2 separate regions of the Homo sapiens genome follow, and region 1 is linked to region 2. Evidence: read pairs that join two places in POLR2A ChIA-PET (ENCODE). Cell type or tissue: Caco-2. All regions are shown on one strand.

Region 1 (8,000 bases), 540 kb before region 2:
TTGTTGTAGATTTGGGAGTTTTAGGAGATGGAGGAGGCTTAGAATGCAGGTTATAAATGTAACAGAAAGAAGTATGACTAATACTGGTAAAAGTGTCTTTATAATGATTGTTGCGATATGATTGAATTTCTATCCTAATGCTTAAGAATCCTTAGTGAAAATGTGGGAAAGAGGATGAATCACTGTTTTCTCCCTTCCCAAATCCCAGATGATTTTGCTAGAATTTTAAGGATGGATTGAGTGTTCAGGTGATTTTGTCTTGACTTCTTGGGTTGGTTGGGATCTTTAAAGAGAGAGAGATTAAAAAGGATTTACTACTAGCAAAACTGAAAAAGCAGAAACATGTCTGCTTGAATTTTGAGTTTCTTTTCTCTTTGATAGTGGAAGCAGCATCTTAGGCCAGGTTCATTTTGTAACTGGTGTGGGTGTATGTATGCATGTGTACATCCGTCTCATGTTTGTTAAATTTTCTTGACTCCCTAACAGTTGTTTGTACTCCACATCATCAGTTTTGGTACCTTCTACTCGTTACTGAAAGGATATATTTACCTTCTCAGTGGGTTGGTGAAGATGGGGGGTGGGGGAGCATATATGGAAACTGATGAAAATGATAAAACCGTGGTGCTCCAAAGTAAAGAAAGGAATTTTTAAAAGCCTTTGAATTAACTGGAATGTGGGATCTTGGATTGGATCCTGGTACAGAAAAGGCAATAAATAGAAAAACTGGTAAAATCTGAAAGTCTGTAGTTTAGTTTTTTGTGCTAATTTCTTAGTTTTGACAAATACACCATGGTTATGTGAACATTAGGGGAAGCTGGGTGAAGGGTATGTGAGGACTCTGTAACATCTGCAGCTTTTTTGTATATCTAAAATTATTCCAGAGTAAGAAATTGAAATAGAAGCTGTGACTAGCAAGAGCTTCCAAGGGCTGTGACTTCACCAAGGGAGTGTGTTCATAAGTAGGGCTTCTCTCTAAGGGCCTCTAGAAGTTCTGCTTATCTGCCCACTTCCCTCCTTCAACTCAGTGCTCTAACCATGTGGAATGACTAACTCTCCCCAAAATCCATGCTTCTGGGCCGTTTCATACACTTCTCATCGGGGTATTCTCCTGCTACACCCTCCCCGACCGAACCAAAAACAAAATACATAAAGATCACCTAAAAAACAAAAAATGCAGCTTGACTAATTCCTTTTCATTCTTTAGGTCTCTGGCTTAGATTTTATTTTTTTCAGGAAGCCTTCCCTGACCCACAGAAGTCAGTGTCTTGTCTGAGTTTGCCTGCTGAGTGGAACCCTCATTGTGCTGGTACTTAGTACTTTGCCTTTTTTTTTTTTTTCTGAGACGGAGTCTTGCTCTGTTGCCCAGGCTGGAGTGCAGTGGCACGATCTCGGCTTACTGCAAGCTCCGCCTCCTGGGTTCATGCCATTCTCCTGCCTCAGCCTCCTGAGTAGCTGGGACTACAGGCGCCCGCCACCACGCCTGGCTAATTTTTTTGTATTTTTAGTAGAGACGGGGTTTCACCATGTTAGCCAGGATGGTCTCGATCTCCTGACCTTGTGATCCGCCCACCTCGGCCTCCCAAAGTGCTGGGGTTACAGGCGTAAGCCACCGCACCCGGCCTCAATCAATAATATATATATATATATATATATATATATATATATATATATATATATATATATATATAAAATATTGATTTTATACACACACACACACACACACACACACACACACCCCACAACAAGAAGTAAGGCTCCTGCTCACACCTTCTTAGGCTCCACTGGCAGCAGCTTCCCTCATGCCCTTGGGTAACGGTGGCTGTGGTTTGCTCTGTACCAGCATATATGCTGTAGATGGCCAAATCCCTGCCAGGGAGACAAACTCAGCACCATAAAGGTGAGAAAGCACATTTTGTAAGGCTTATTCTTATATTTCAAGGTCCCAGGGGTCCAATTTAGGAAAATGTTTTGTTTTTTAAAATCTGCTTAGTTATGTAGCATTATCTTTTCCTGTACTATGTGAATTTACAGCTCATTTTACCATAAAAGATAATGTGTAGGTTGTTTAAAACCTGTTCTTTGGCCGGGTGTGGTGGCTTATGCCTGTAATCCCAGCACTTTGGGAGGCTGAGGCGGGCAGATCACTAGGCCAGGAGATCGAGACCATCCTGGCTAACACGGTGAAACTCTGTCTCTACTAAAAATACAAAAAAAAAAAAAAAAAAAAAATTAGGCAGGGGTGGTGGCACGTGCCTGTAGTACCAGCTACTCAGGAGGCTGAGGCAGGAGAATCACTGGGGTGGAGGTTGCAGTGAGCCAAGATCACGCCACTGCACTCCAGCCTGGGTGGCAGAGCGAGACTCCGTCTCAAAACAAAACAAAGCAAAACAAAAAACCCTGTTCTTGGACTGGGCATGGTGGCTCACACCTGTAACCCCTGCACTTTGGGAGGCCGAGGCAGGTGGATCACCCAAGGTCAGGAGTTCGAGACCAGCCTGGCCAACATGATGAAACCCCTGTCTCTACTAAAAATACAAAAAATTAGCCAGGCATGGCCAGGCGCTGTGGCTCACACCTGTAATCCCAGCACTTTGGGAGGCTGAGGTGGGCAGTTCACGAGGTCAGTAGATCAAGACCATCCTGGCCGACATGGTGAAACCCTGTCTCTACTAAAAATACAAAAGTTGGTGTGGTGGCGTGTGCCTGTAGTCCCAGCTACTCAGGAGGCTGAGGCAGGAGAATCCCTTGAACCTGGGAGGTGGAGGTTGCAGTGAGCTAAGATCGCACCACTGCACTCCAGCCTGGGTGACGAGTGAAACTCCATCTCAAAAAAACAAAAACAAAGACAAAGAACCGTTCTTTAGTAAACCAATCAACAGCGATTAATTATATAAAATGTGCACCGCCTTAGGTGGTATACATAGCACTATCAGACATGGCTCCTGCTTTTGAATTTCTTACTTTCTAGTAGGGGAAAATAGAATATCCTCACCCCACAGTGTGTTACTGTGGCTCAACCACATGAATCAGGAAACAAGAGTAGAGGCCATTCGGAGCTTGCAGTGAGCCGAGATCCCGCCACTGCACTCCAGCCTGGGCGACAGAGCGAGACTCCGTCTCAAAAAAAAAAAAAAAAAAAAAGAGTAGAGGCCATTGTGGTGGGTGGTGAAACATTACAAGTACTAAAGCCATTGCTTCAGCTTTCTTTAACAGTGTGACCGCTGAAAAACTAAATGGTTAGTGTTTTGGGTTGCCTCTAGTGAGACATGGCTAGACGTGCAGATTCTAAGCAAAGGTTATAGGAACTTGAGGTTCTGTAGACCCTTAAGGGGTTGGGTCAGGGGTGTCTATGATGCTTTCAGAATGAGTATATGCTGAATTTTGGGGTCTGTATATTTTCTGCAGAGAGAGAATTTGTAGATTTCATCAAATTCTCAAAGGAATCCATGACCCAAAAAAGACTACAACCACTGGCTTAGAGTAACACTGAGCCCCATGGCCTCATTTTGTCTCCGTTTTACTTTACTGTTCTAGATTGAGACCTGCCTTTTATTTTTCCCTGATACTTATTTGGAGGGGTCCTTGATGCAAAGAACTCTATTGTTGAACATCTAAGGAGGAGTATGTAAGCTTTCTTTTTTGGAAGCTTGGGTATTATGGCTCTTAAATCTTCATCTTTTCTGTCATTGTTTAGTAAAAATGTCTTTCTATTTGAAATAATGATTACTGTATTTCTAGGTGCAAGTATTCATTCATTTGTCATGTATTTATATGCTGAGGCCCATGCTGGGCAGTGGTCATAGAGAGATGAAATGACCAGATCCTGGCCCTTAGAGGCTTTTAGTGATACACATGTAAGTGCTCAGAAATGGTAGCTGTTAGTCTCCTGGGAACAGCTATTATATAGTGTCATGGCCAAAGTCATAGAGGATATACAGGGTAGAACAGGAACACAGGAGAGGTTATCTAGACTATGTTTCATTGAAATTTCACTGTTGATTCATCTCATTAGCTCATTGATGGGTTGCAAACCTTTGCATGAGAGGGTGTAACAGATTAGGTGTTTGGGGCCTTTGCCAAACTGGAGAGGTACAGTTGGAAACACGACAGTGACTGAGGCTGTAGCTGTGACACATGTATTCAAATGGAACTCACTTAAAAACTATTGACTCTATTTCTCTACTTTTCTGTCGACAACAGTATACGGTTCTGTTTGCCCTTAGTCACTCAGGAGGTATTTATTGGATGCCCAGAGGGTGTGTAATACTGGACTGGACCCTTGGACTGGACTGTTTACTTACTAGAAGAGCAGATGGAAATGATTGGGTTGTGGCTCTTTGGCAATATTCTTTGCTGTCTCCCAGTAGTCAGTATGGTAATAAGCTTCCCTCTGGTGGGAGGTAGGATAGTTGGGCTTTGGAAATCAAAATACCAGAGTTCCAAACCCAGCTCTGCCACTTTCCATCTGGGTAGCCTTGGCCAGGTCAGTTGATACCTCTGAGCCTTGGTTTTCTGATGTACAAAATGGGGATATAACTATCACCCGCCCTCCAGGACTTCTGCCACATAGTAGAGCCCAATAAATGGAAGTTGTATTGTTACTAGCAGGTGAGGATTATAAACCATGGAGGAATTCCCTCACTTTATTGATTCATTAAGGATAATTATTATGTTGTGCAGAAGAAGGAGTATTCTACTTATGTGAATGGGGGAGTTTGGAATTCCTAGTTAGAAACAGTGGCTCAATCTCTCATTTTTGGCCACTTTTCTTAGGCTTTTTGCTAGGGCAAGTTTTTTTTTTTTGTTTTTTTTTTTTAGATGGAGTCTCGCTCTGTAACCAGGCTGGAGTGCAGTGGTGCAATCTCGGCTCACTGCAACCTCCGCCTCCCGGGTTCAAGCGATTCTCCTTCCTCAGCCTCCCAAGTAGCTGGGACTACAGGCTAGCACCACCATGCCCAGCTAATTTTTGTATTTTCAGTAGAGACGGAGTTTCACCATGTTGGCCAGGATGGTCTCAATCTCTTGACATCGTGATCTGCCCGCCTGAGCCTCCCAAAGTGCTGGGATTACAGGCATGAGCCACTGTGCCCGGCCAGGGCAAAGGTTCTTAATCCAGGGTTCCTGAATTTTTTGTGTAAGTCCATTCTATTTTCTGGGAGAAAGTGTTCAAGTTTTTATCAGATTGTCAAAGGGATTCTTAACTGCCAAAAGATTAAGAATTGGTTAACTGGCCAGGCGCGATGGCTCACGCCTTAATCCCACCACTTTGGGAAGCCGAGGCAGGCAGATTGCTTGAGTTCAGGAGTTCGAGACCAGCCTGGGCAACGTGATGAAATCCTGTCTTTACCGAAAATACAAAAATTAGCCAGGTGTTGGCCGGGCACAGTGACTCACAACCGTAATCCCAGCACTTTGGAAGGCCGAGGCAGGCAGATCACTGAGGTCAGGAGTTCGAGACCAGCCTGGCCAACGTAGTGAAACCCTGTCTCTACTAAAAAAAAAAAAAAAAAAAAAAAAGAAAAATTAGCCAGGCCTGGTGGCATGCCTGTTGTAATCCAAGCTACTTGGGAGACTGAGGTAGGAGAATCACTTGAACCCGGGAGGCAAAGGTTGCAGTGAGCCGAGATCGCACCACTGCACCTAGCCTGGGCGACAGAGCGAGACTTTGTCTCAAAAAAAAAAAAAAGAAAAAAAAAAAGCCAGGTGTGCTGGCACACACCTGTAGTCCTAGCTACTTGGGAGGTTGAGGTGGGAGGATCACTGGAGGGAAGTCTAGGCTGTAGTGAGCCATGATCACGCCACTGTACTCCAGCCTGGGTAACAGTGAAACCCTGTCTCAAAAAAAAAAAAAAAAAAAAATTGGTTAATGGACCTGTTGGGTGGGTATGGAGCCACAGTTGGTACCTTTGATCCTGAAATTGTCCATTATAATAAGATATTACTGAGAGCAATTTTCTAAAGTACGAAGTATGTAATGAAGATACAGGGAGAATATTCAGAAGTTTTTGTTGGCTGCTTTTTTTTTTTTTTTTTCTGCCAGGAGTAGGTGGGACAAGTATAAAGGAAAGTGGTATCAGGAGGAAGTAAGAAGTAAGAAACCACCTAAATAATTGTTAGCTGCTTGTCCTCATAGTTCTTTCCATAGGTTGATTCTGAGTTGGGGCGTCTCTGCACTGTACCTTGCAATCAGGCCGGACCACTTGCTTTTTCCTGAACACTGTGTTCAGGCTTTGTATGTTCATGAGGTCCCTCTGCCTAGAGTATCTCTTCTCCCAACATTTGTAAGTCCAGTTCTCCATGCATCAGAGCTTCCTGGTGTTGCCTTTTAGAGTTCTCATCAGCTTATAACTCCCTGGAGAGCACTGACTCTCATCTTCGGATCCTTCACCGTCATGGTCCTTTGCACATGGTAGGTGCTAAATAAAGGGTTGTGGAACTAAGTGAAGAGTGATACATATGAAGGAAACAAACACCTGTGTAAGGGAGAAGGCTATAAATTAAAATTTTCAGATACCAGTGAATTCTGCGGGGGAGCTTGGGAAACCCTTAGAGTTTCACTGACAACCTGAATAGGGGGAGGAGCCTGCCCTGAGTTAGGAAGCAGGAGTGTGGGGAACAGGTAGCCAGCCATAAGGTCTTGGCCAGGTCATATCACTTCTGGACTGGAGTTAACACCTTCAAAAACTGTTCGGGTTGGACTTTTTGAACATATAATAGAGGTGATGTTGATGAGCATCTACCGTATACCAGGTACTACTCTAGGTCCTGGGAATATAGTAGGTTGCCACCAGACAAGACCCCTTCTTTTCTAGTGGGAAGCATTGGGTGGGAAGTTAGTCCTTTCTAGCCTTAAAATGCTGTGATTCTGTCATCTGAAGAATGGGCACCAACTTCTGCTTGGGATTGTTTTGAGGATCAAATGAGAAAGCACTTTAAAGATTATAAAACACACTTACCTTGTTTATTATGAATACTTCTCTCCCCCCTTGGTTTTGCCCCCCTTGGTTTTGACTTAGGTTTTTTAAAAGTTTAAAATTGAATTGTACCAATAGGAGTATGAACTAATGATCCCAGGGTTTAGGTAGATTTGGGGACTTAAATCTTTCAATAAGTGATCCTTTAGCTAGATTGGGATGTAGGTTTGTAATATCATCTTCACCAGTGAAAAATGTATTGGGGGGGAAGTCCATTTATTTATGGATATTTTGGATATTTTGTTTCTGCCTTAACATAAGTTCGTTCGTTCGTTCTTTCTCTTTTTTTTTTTTTTTTTTTAAGATTTCAAACTGTCTCTGCCATTATTCTTAAATACAACTTTATATTGGTGAAGGCTGCTTGTCAGGGAAAAACCAAACTTCTCTACTGATTTGGGATTTTTTTTTACCATAAATTCAGGGTGCAGTTGTTCTTGAAGTGGTTCCATTTTGTGATTAGGCTGAGTATTTTTAAGCACAACTCTCTCCCTTGTCCTTAGAATTATCTCCAGTATCCTCAAAACAAAGAGCAAATGATGCAATTAGGATGCAATCCCTTGCCTGTGGATTTCAAGGAAAATTATTTTCCACACTACTTGGAAGCTCATGGACAAAGTCAAGCTTTCTTTAGATCTGGTGAACTTAGAAAAAATAACTTGATGAAGTGAGATTCTTACCTTGAGGTTAGTTTTTGAGAGTGGATCAATGATGTGAAATTTCTAAGATATTCTTGATTTATAAATATCACTTTATGACTCATTCCTTGGAGCAGTTTTTATTTTTTCCTTTGAAAAACTTTAGATGTAATTGACTTTGGTTTACACTCTATCCTGTTTTTTGGTTTTTTTTTTTTTTTTTTTGGAGACGGAGTCGCTCTGTTGCCCAGGCTGGAGTGCAGTGGCACGATCTCTGCTCACTGTAACCTCTGCCTCCTGGGTTCAAGCGATTCTCCTGCCTCAGCCTCTCGAGTAGCTGGGACTACAGGTATGTGCCACCACACCCAGCTAATTTTTGTATTTTTATTGG
Region 2 (8,000 bases):
CAACAGCATCTCTCACGCTGGCACCTGCGACCCTTCCCTGAATGCTTTCCAGACCAGGGTAGGAGGCGCTAGAAGTCAGCACCCCTAAAGAGGTCCTGGGCCACCATCAGACAGGAGTTAGTGGATACATAACCCAAAGTCTTCAGGTGGGGAACTCCAGAGTTCCCTGAGAGGTCCCCAGCAGGATGGAGACCTCATTGTCCACAGGGTGACCTGCTCATTCAACACTGCCTTTATTATTTATTTATTTATTTATTTGAGATGGAGTCTCGGTCTGTCACCCAGGCTGGAGTGCAGTGGTGTGATCTCGGCTCACTGCAGACTCTGCCTCCTGGGTTCAAGTGATCCTCCTGCCTCAGCCTCCCGAGTAGCTGGGATTATAGCCACCTGCCACCGTGCCCGGCTAATTTTTGTATTTTTAGTAGAGATGGGGTTTCACCATGTTGGCCAGGCTGGTCTTGAACTCCTGACCTCAGGTGATCCGCCCACCTTGGCCTCCCAAAGTGCTGGGATTACAGGCGTGAGCCACCGCGCCCAGCCTTCAACACCACCTTTAATGGTTTTCTTTCCCATCTCCCTCCAGTGCCTCCTGGGATCACCTCACAAATAAACTATTTCCCTCCCATCCTTGCTGTGGGCTGGCTTCTGTTGGTGCTCAGCCTAAGACGGTGGCCAGCGGGGGCATGATGGATGGGCAGAGAGGAAACAAAGGGAAAAGAGGGACCTCTCGTGGTGGTGAATCATATGTGTCTACGTGGCTAGGCTGTGCTGCCCTCATGTTCAGGCATCAGCCTAGATGTTGCTGTGAAGGGGTGTGTGTGTGTTTGAGACAGGGTCTTGCTCTGTTGCCCGGGTTGGAGTGCAGTGGTGCAATCTTGGCTCACTGCAACCTCTGCCTCCCGGGTTCAAGCGATTCTCCCACCTCAGCCTCCTGAATAGCTGGGACTACAGGTGTGAGCTACCACGCCCAGCCATTGTAAAGGTATTTTAAAAATGAGATTAATAGCCGGGCGCGGTGGCTCACTTTGGGAGGCCGAGGTGGGTGGATCACAAGGTCAGGAGATCGAGACCATTCTGGCTAATGCGGTGAAGCCCCGTCTGTACTAAAAATACAAAAAATTAGCCGGGCGTGGTGGCCGGCGCCTGTAGTCCCAGCTACTCATAGTCCCAGCCACTCGGGAGGCTGAGCCAGGAGAATGGCGTGAACCTGGGAGGCGGAGCTTGCAGTGAGCTGAGATCGCACCACTGCACTGCAGCCTGGGCGACAGAGCCAGACTCCATCTCAAAAATAAAAAAAATGAGATTAACATTTAATATCGATTGACTTTGAGTGAAGCAGATTGTATGGGTGGGCCTTATCCAATCAGTTGAAGGCCTTAAGACTGAGGTCCCTCCAGGAAGAAGGAGTTCTGCCTCCAGATGACTTTTAGGTTTTGCTTGGGTTTTGTTCATTTGTTTGTTTTTTGAGACAGGGTCTCACTCTGTCACCTAGGCTGCAGTGCAGTGGCATGATCATGACTCACTGCAGCCTCAACCTTGTGGGCTCAAGTGATCCTCCCACCCCAGCCTCTGGAGCAGCTAGGACTACAGGTGTGCACCACGATGCCTAGATAATTTTTATTTTTAGTAGAGATGGGGTCTCACTGTGTTGCCCAGGCTGGTGTCGAACTTCTGGGCTCAAACAATCCTCCCACCTTGGCCTCCCAAAGTGCTGGGATAACAGACATGAGCCACCACACCCGGCCTGGGAGGCTAATATATATTCATTTAATCCCCACGACAACCCTGTGACATAGGTACTGTTAGCATCATCATCACGCATTTTCCAGATGAGGGAACTGAGGCACAGAGAAAGTCAGCCGCTACACTATGCTGCCTCCCAGGACAATGTTAATCACTCCCAAGCTGACCCCATAGAGCTCTTTGCATCCAGGTGAGAATCATGACCTTCGGGGTGAGGTGACGGGACAGGTGTGAAAGTCCTCATGTTTTCCAAGCCTCAAGCTCTCAATGTGTCTCTCTTTGCAGCTGAGACCTTACTCATCTTCCTGCACCAAGACTCTACACCCCCTTTGTTTGCATTTGTTAAGATGAAGGTGTCCCAGACCTGGCACGATGGTTCACGCCTGTAATCCTTTGGGATTACAGTAGTTCACTTTGGGAGGCTGAGGTGGGTGGATGACCTGAGGTAAGGAGTTCAAAGGAGTTTGAGAACAGCCTGGGCAACATGGTAAAACCTGTCTCTACTAAAAATACAACAATTGGCCAGGTGTGGTGGCGGGCGCCTGTAATCCCAGCTACTTGGGAGGCTGAGGCAGGAAAATCGTTTGAACCCGGGAGGTGGAGGTTGCAGTGAGCCGAGATCGCGCCATTGCACTCCAGCCTAGGCAAAAGGAGTGAAACTCCATCTAAAAAAAAAAAAATTTGAAGGTGTCCCTTGTCCCATTCTACATCGTGGAACTCATCCTGTCCCATCTTTGCCCTTCTACCTGTGAAACTTTGGGCACATTGCTTCACCTCTCTGAGCCTTAGTTTCCTCTTCCGTGGAATGGGGTGATGTATAGAACTGGCAATAGGTTTAAGCAGATCATGCTTGGGGGGGTCCCCATCACTGCCAGCTGCTGTTAGCACAGGCCTCCCTTGCTTTCCTGTGCCCCTGTAGTCAATGCCCTCTACTGCTCCTCCAGCAACCTCCCCTCCTCACATCAGGACTCTCCAGAGAGTGATCTACATGCCCTGACTCAATTTCCCCACCTCCCACTGCAGATCAGTGCACCGTCTGCCCCTACACCTTCCACAAACCTGTTCTCATCAAGGCCTAAAGCCAAAGGTCGATTTTTTTTTTTTTTTGGTAGTGGGGAGACAGGGTTTTTCTCTGTCACTCAGGCTGGAGTGCAGTGGTGCAGTCCTAGCTCACGGCAGCCTCGACCTCCTGGGCTCAAGCAATCCTCCTGCTTCAGCCTCCTGAGTATCTGGGACTACAGGCACATGCCACCACGCTTGGCTAACTTTTAAAGTTTGTGGAGACACGAGGACTCGCTATGTTGTCCAGGCTGGTCTTGAATTCCTAGGCTCAAGCGACCCTTCTGCTTTGGCTTCCCAAAGTGCTGGGATTACAGGCGTGAGCCACCATGCCGTGGGCCTATTGTCTTACCTTGGACTTCAGGTTGGGTGCGGCCGGTGGGAGGAAGTGGCAGGAGACTAGCAGGTGGGAGCAGAATGAGGTCGAGGTGCTTACTCTCCCGGCGCCCCGCTATCCCCAGTGCAGGTTGGTGATGCCTGTACTCTTCTACTCTACAGACTCAGGTCCCCAGGTCTCTGCAGCCTCGGGTGCCTCTGCTCACCCCTTCTAGCCCAGGTATGGCAACTGCTCCCTCTGCTGCTAGCCCTGGGGTACTACACCTTCCCTCGTTTTCCCCAACCCTGCCCACTCCTCAGTAGCCCTTTCACCCAACTCTCCCTGGCTACTCCGTTTGAATGAACACACCACCTCTCTCCTGCCAAGATGCACTCCCTGAACTCCCTCACGCAGCCCCATCCATTCTCTCTCTCAACCACTCCCTTCTCACCATCGCCCTCCCACCCTCCTACTCCCCTCTCCCCTCGTCTGCTGCCTCTGTCCCTGCTCCAGCCTTGTCCCTGGTCTCCCAGCCCCCAGTAGCCAGGAGGAACGTCTCATAAAATAAATCAGGTGATATCAACCGCCTGCCTCCTTCCCCCACTTAAATCCCTTGCAAAGCTCCCCTTTACTCTTAGGATATATTCCAAGCTCCCTAGAGTGGCTGATAAAGTCTCTTATGATTTGTCCTCAAGTTCACTCCCCACGCACCCCATACCTCGTTCATGATAACCATTTCCAGGGCTCTGAAAAAGCCATTATCTCCCAACTCTGCACACCTTTACACAGGCTGTGTCCTTTGGCACAACACACACACACACACCCCTCCTCCTGTAGGATCTGAGAAAATTACTTGCTTTATTTAGGAAACCCCATCAACCCCAGCTCTTTGGCTCAGGCAAATGAACGTCTCTCTTTTGTGTTCCCAGGATGCCCATAAAGAGAAACAGTTTGTGGCTCATGCATGGGGGCGTGGCTAGTGGAAGCCCCTGACTGAAGCAGGAAGGCGTGGCTGAAGCACGACTGATAAGTGGGGGTGTGATTAGTGGAAGAGCTAGGCTGATGAATGGGGGCGTGGTTAGTGGAAACCCGTAATTGACGGATGCGGGCGTAGCAAGTGGAGGAGCTTGGCTGATGAATGGGGGCGTGGTTAGTGGAAACCCACGACTGACGAATGGGGGCATGGAGAGTGGAGGTGCGTGGCTTGTGGAAGCCCATGACTGATGGATGGGGGTGTGGCTAGTGGAAGAGCTAGGCTGACGGATGGGGGCGTGGCTAGTGGAAGCTCATTACTGATGGGGGCGTGGCGAGTGGAAGAGCTTGGCGGCTGGACCCCGGCGCTGCTGCTATATGTGGGTGTGTCCCGCAGACGACCGCGGGCCGCAAAAACCCAGATTACTTGGTTTAACAGTTGCCCAAATCTCAGTCAGAGACCTTATTAGCCCCCTCCTCCTGAATCCCAGCTTCCCACGGGACTGTTTTTCAGGCAGAATTTCAAAGTTTTATGGCAACTTTTACAGAAATCACAGAAAAGAGACAGCGACTGATGATGAGCTGGGGGAGAGAAGGGTAGTGGGTAACGGGTCTGGGATGTTGGGGCTGAGCACAACAGGACGATAGAATGCTGAAAACCTGTGGGAAGCAGAAAGTTATGGGGGTAGTTGGGTCATCCTAGGGGCCCAAGGAGTGGGTGGCACTGCCCAAATGTGTCCTTTGGGCAGGAAACATCAACAGTAAGAAAATGCAGATGGCCTACCGACAGATGGAAGGCCTCCAAAGTTAAAAATGCCCACCCAGATCCCTTGGCCCAGTCCCATCCCCCCACCCATCCCCACCCCCCATCAGGCAGAGATGTGGCAGCATTTGCTGGCTTGTAGCATTGGTCCTCTGGGACCCTCGGTCTCCTCTTCGAGGGTCCTGCCCGGATTGGCTGGCACTGAGGGCAAAAGGAACCTTCCAGATTGTCAGGGGAGATCAACTGGACTCGCTTTGATTCCCGGCCTCCTCCCCAAAGCTGGTTCTCATGGCTGAGGGAGTCTGCTGCCCTCTCAAAAGTTGTCTGTCACCCCCTTTTCCCAAGACATGCACCCTCCCGCGTCCCCCCTCCCCCAAACACACTATATACACACACAAGCCCCTCCCTCCAAGGCGTGGCTGGGCTCTCAGAGGTAGTGGAGGGCGAGTGGGGGAGCTGGAATGTCTGAAGTTGCAGGTTCAAAATGTGCTTCCTCCGGCTAAGCCCTGGGACTGAAACCCCAAACTTCTCCCCTCGTCTCCGAGCCTGGAGAATGAGTGTCCTCCCAAGAACCCGAGTGGAGGGATTGGAAGGAACGGTGTGCGGCCTCCTTGCGCGCACACCCACCCGCTCCTCCCCGCCGGGGCTGAGCGGAGCTCCCTGAGGGCTGGGGGGAAGGGCTGGGAGCTGAGACGGCCTCTGACAGCCTCCTTCGAGGGTCCCCCAGGGAGGGTGGGTTCTGAGGCTCTGGGACATGGGGTGAAGTGGGGGGGGGGTCACTAGGGGAAGGGAGACTTTGGGGGCAAAGCCAGGCTGGGTGACCAAGGAGAGAGACCTTAAACTCCCCAGGATGGTTACTGGGGGTGGTTCCCTGGGGAGGGGACTGGGGTGGAAATTTCCCCAGGGATATAGACGGTCACCAACAGGATGGGCTGGAGTTGGGGTCACCGCAGGGGAGGAACCGGGGAGGCTCCCGAGAGGAAGAGGGAAGGCTGAGCTACTGGGGACACAGAACAGGGCAATCAAAGCCAGGGGAGGGGGCGGAGAAGGGAGGCCGAGTCCCAGGAGAGGAGGCCGAGTCTGGGGGGAAAAGGAGACCAGGGTCCAAGAGCAGGTGCAGCCGAGTCCCTAGCCCCGGGCGGGCGGTGGGGACGAGTCTCTGCGCGAGGCCCTAGAAGCCCCGGATGTGGCAGTACGCCTCCAGGCTGGCGAAGAGGATGTACAGGAGCCAGAGGCCCAGGAAGAGCGCGGTGGTGGCGAGCTTGGGTCCGCGCGGGCCGCCCAGCTCGCCGCCGATGTGCGGCCGGCGCCGGTACAGCAGCACGGCAATGCCCACGAAGGCGAAGACGGTGAAGAGCGTGACGGAGAAGGCCAGCGTGCCAGTGCGCACCTCGAAGGGGCGGCCCTGCACCGCCCAGTACACGGCGGCCACAGACCAGGCGACGCCCAGGCCAAGGAACACGTTCACCGCGTTGGAGCCGGTCACGTTGCCGATGGACGCGTCGGCGCACTGGTCCTGCAGCGCCGCCACCTTGCTGGCGAACGTGTCTGCGAGGCAGAGACATACAGGTCGGAGGGGCTTTGCGCCGCCACCCACAGGGGCGGGCATCCGCCTGCCCCCTCCCAGCCTTTCCCGGTCGCCTGCTTTCTGCGGGCAGTGTGGGCTCAAGACCCCTGACCCCCACCCAAGAGGCAAAGTCCATCACCACCTTTAGGCCTGCTCGCCACTGGAACCGCTGCCGGCTTTCTATGGGACCTGCCGCCTGCTTTCTGTGGGATTCATTCTCTTCTATGGGACTCACTGCGTGATTTCTTTTTTTTTCCTCCGAGACGGAGTTTTGCTCTGTCACCCAGGCTGGAGTGCAGTGGCGTGATCTCAGCTCACTGCAACTTCCGCCTCCCAGGTTCAAGCGATTCTCTTGCCGGAGCCTCTGAGTAGCTGGGATTACAGGCGCCCACCACGCCCTGCTAAGATTTTGTGTTTTTAGTAGAGACGGGGTTTCACCATGTTGGCCAGGCTGGTCTCGAACTCCTGATCTGAGGTGATCCACTCGCCTCGGTCTCCCAAAGTGCTGGGATTACAGGTATGAGCCACCGCGCCTAGCTGTATTTTTTGTTTGTTTTGTTTTGAGACAGGGTCTTGCTCTGTTGCCCAGGCTGGAGTACAGTGGTGCGATCATGGCTCACTGCAGCCTCATTTTCCCCAGCTCAGGTGATCCTCCCACCTCAGCCTCCCGAGCAGCTGGGATCACAGGCATGCGCCACCACGTCCAGCTAATTTTTGTATATTTTGTAGATACGGGGTTTCACCATGTTGCCCAGGCTGGTCTCAAACTCCTGGGCCCAAGCAATCCTACCCCTGCCTTGGCCCCCCGCCTTTGCCTCCCAAAGTGCTGGCGTGAGCCACCACACCCCACCTGCCCCCTCATCTTAGTTAAAACTCTGAGGTTTGGCCAGGCGTGGTGGCTCACGCCTGTAATCCCAGCACTTTGGGAGGCAGAGGTGGGCGGATCACGAGGTCAGGAGTTCGAGACCAGCCTGGCCAATATGGTGAAACCCCGTCTCTACTAAAAACGTAAAAATTAGCTGGATGTGGTGGCGCACGCCTGTAGTCTCAGCTGCTCAGGAGGCTGAGACAGAAGAATCGCTTGAACCTGGGAGGCAGAGGTTGCAGTGAGCCGAGATCACAAGATCACTGCACTCCAGCCTGGGTGACAGAGCGAGACTCTGTCCCCACACCAAAAAAAAAAAAAAAAAAAAAAACAAAACCCAAAAAAACCAACTTTGAGGTTCACTGGCCTGGTTTCTGTCATGTCCCCCAACATAGTTCCATGGACTCTTCTGTCTGGTTTCTTGCGGGATGGGACATCAACAGCTTGTTTCTATGGAACCCACTGATTGGCTTCTCTGACAATCCCCACCGTCTTCCTAGGAACCCCTCTCCCCACAGCTGTCTCTTCCCCACCCTGCCACCTTCTCTCTATGAAATCCATTGTCTGGTTTCTAGCATTTCCTGCTACCTTAGTTTTATGGGACCTTCTACCTGGGTGCTTTTGGGGAGGATTCAATTCACATCTTGCACCTAGGGGACCCGCTGCCTGGCTTCTATTATGCCCCACCTCCGTATTTCTCTGAGACCCACCACAT

What was found. Peaks named below come from ENCODE experiments on the same cell type or tissue, not always from the same donor. Only the 100,000 strongest peaks of a DNase experiment are listed, where the experiment ranks them.
Region 1: POLR2A ChIA-PET joins it to region 2 with 7 read pairs; 1 of 35 experiments calls an interaction of 5 or more read pairs at or near these places.

Annotation. Positions count from the first base shown.
Region 1 is chr19:46,886,631-46,894,630 of GRCh38, forward strand. All of the region lies in intron 1 of ARHGAP35 (Rho GTPase activating protein 35), which reads left to right. Among named protein-coding and RNA genes, the nearest start is that of ARHGAP35, 30 kb to the left of the region's middle. RefSeq lists a silencer at 6,365-6,444. In Caco-2, no CTCF peak of the experiment used is centred here; a DNase peak (open chromatin) is centred at 4,291.
Region 2 is chr19:47,424,065-47,432,064 of GRCh38, forward strand. It overlaps SLC8A2 (solute carrier family 8 member A2), which reads right to left. Exons shown (of 10, transcript NM_015063.3): 10 at 3,953-6,401. The coding sequence ends at 6,025. Among named protein-coding and RNA genes, the nearest start is that of MEIS3, 8.5 kb to the left of the region's middle. RefSeq lists enhancers at 3,770-4,338, 4,128-4,422, 4,339-4,906, 5,108-5,402. In Caco-2, a CTCF peak has its summit at 3,390 (motif pointing left); DNase peaks (open chromatin) are centred at 3,387 and 4,317; H3K4me3 peaks cover 622 bases.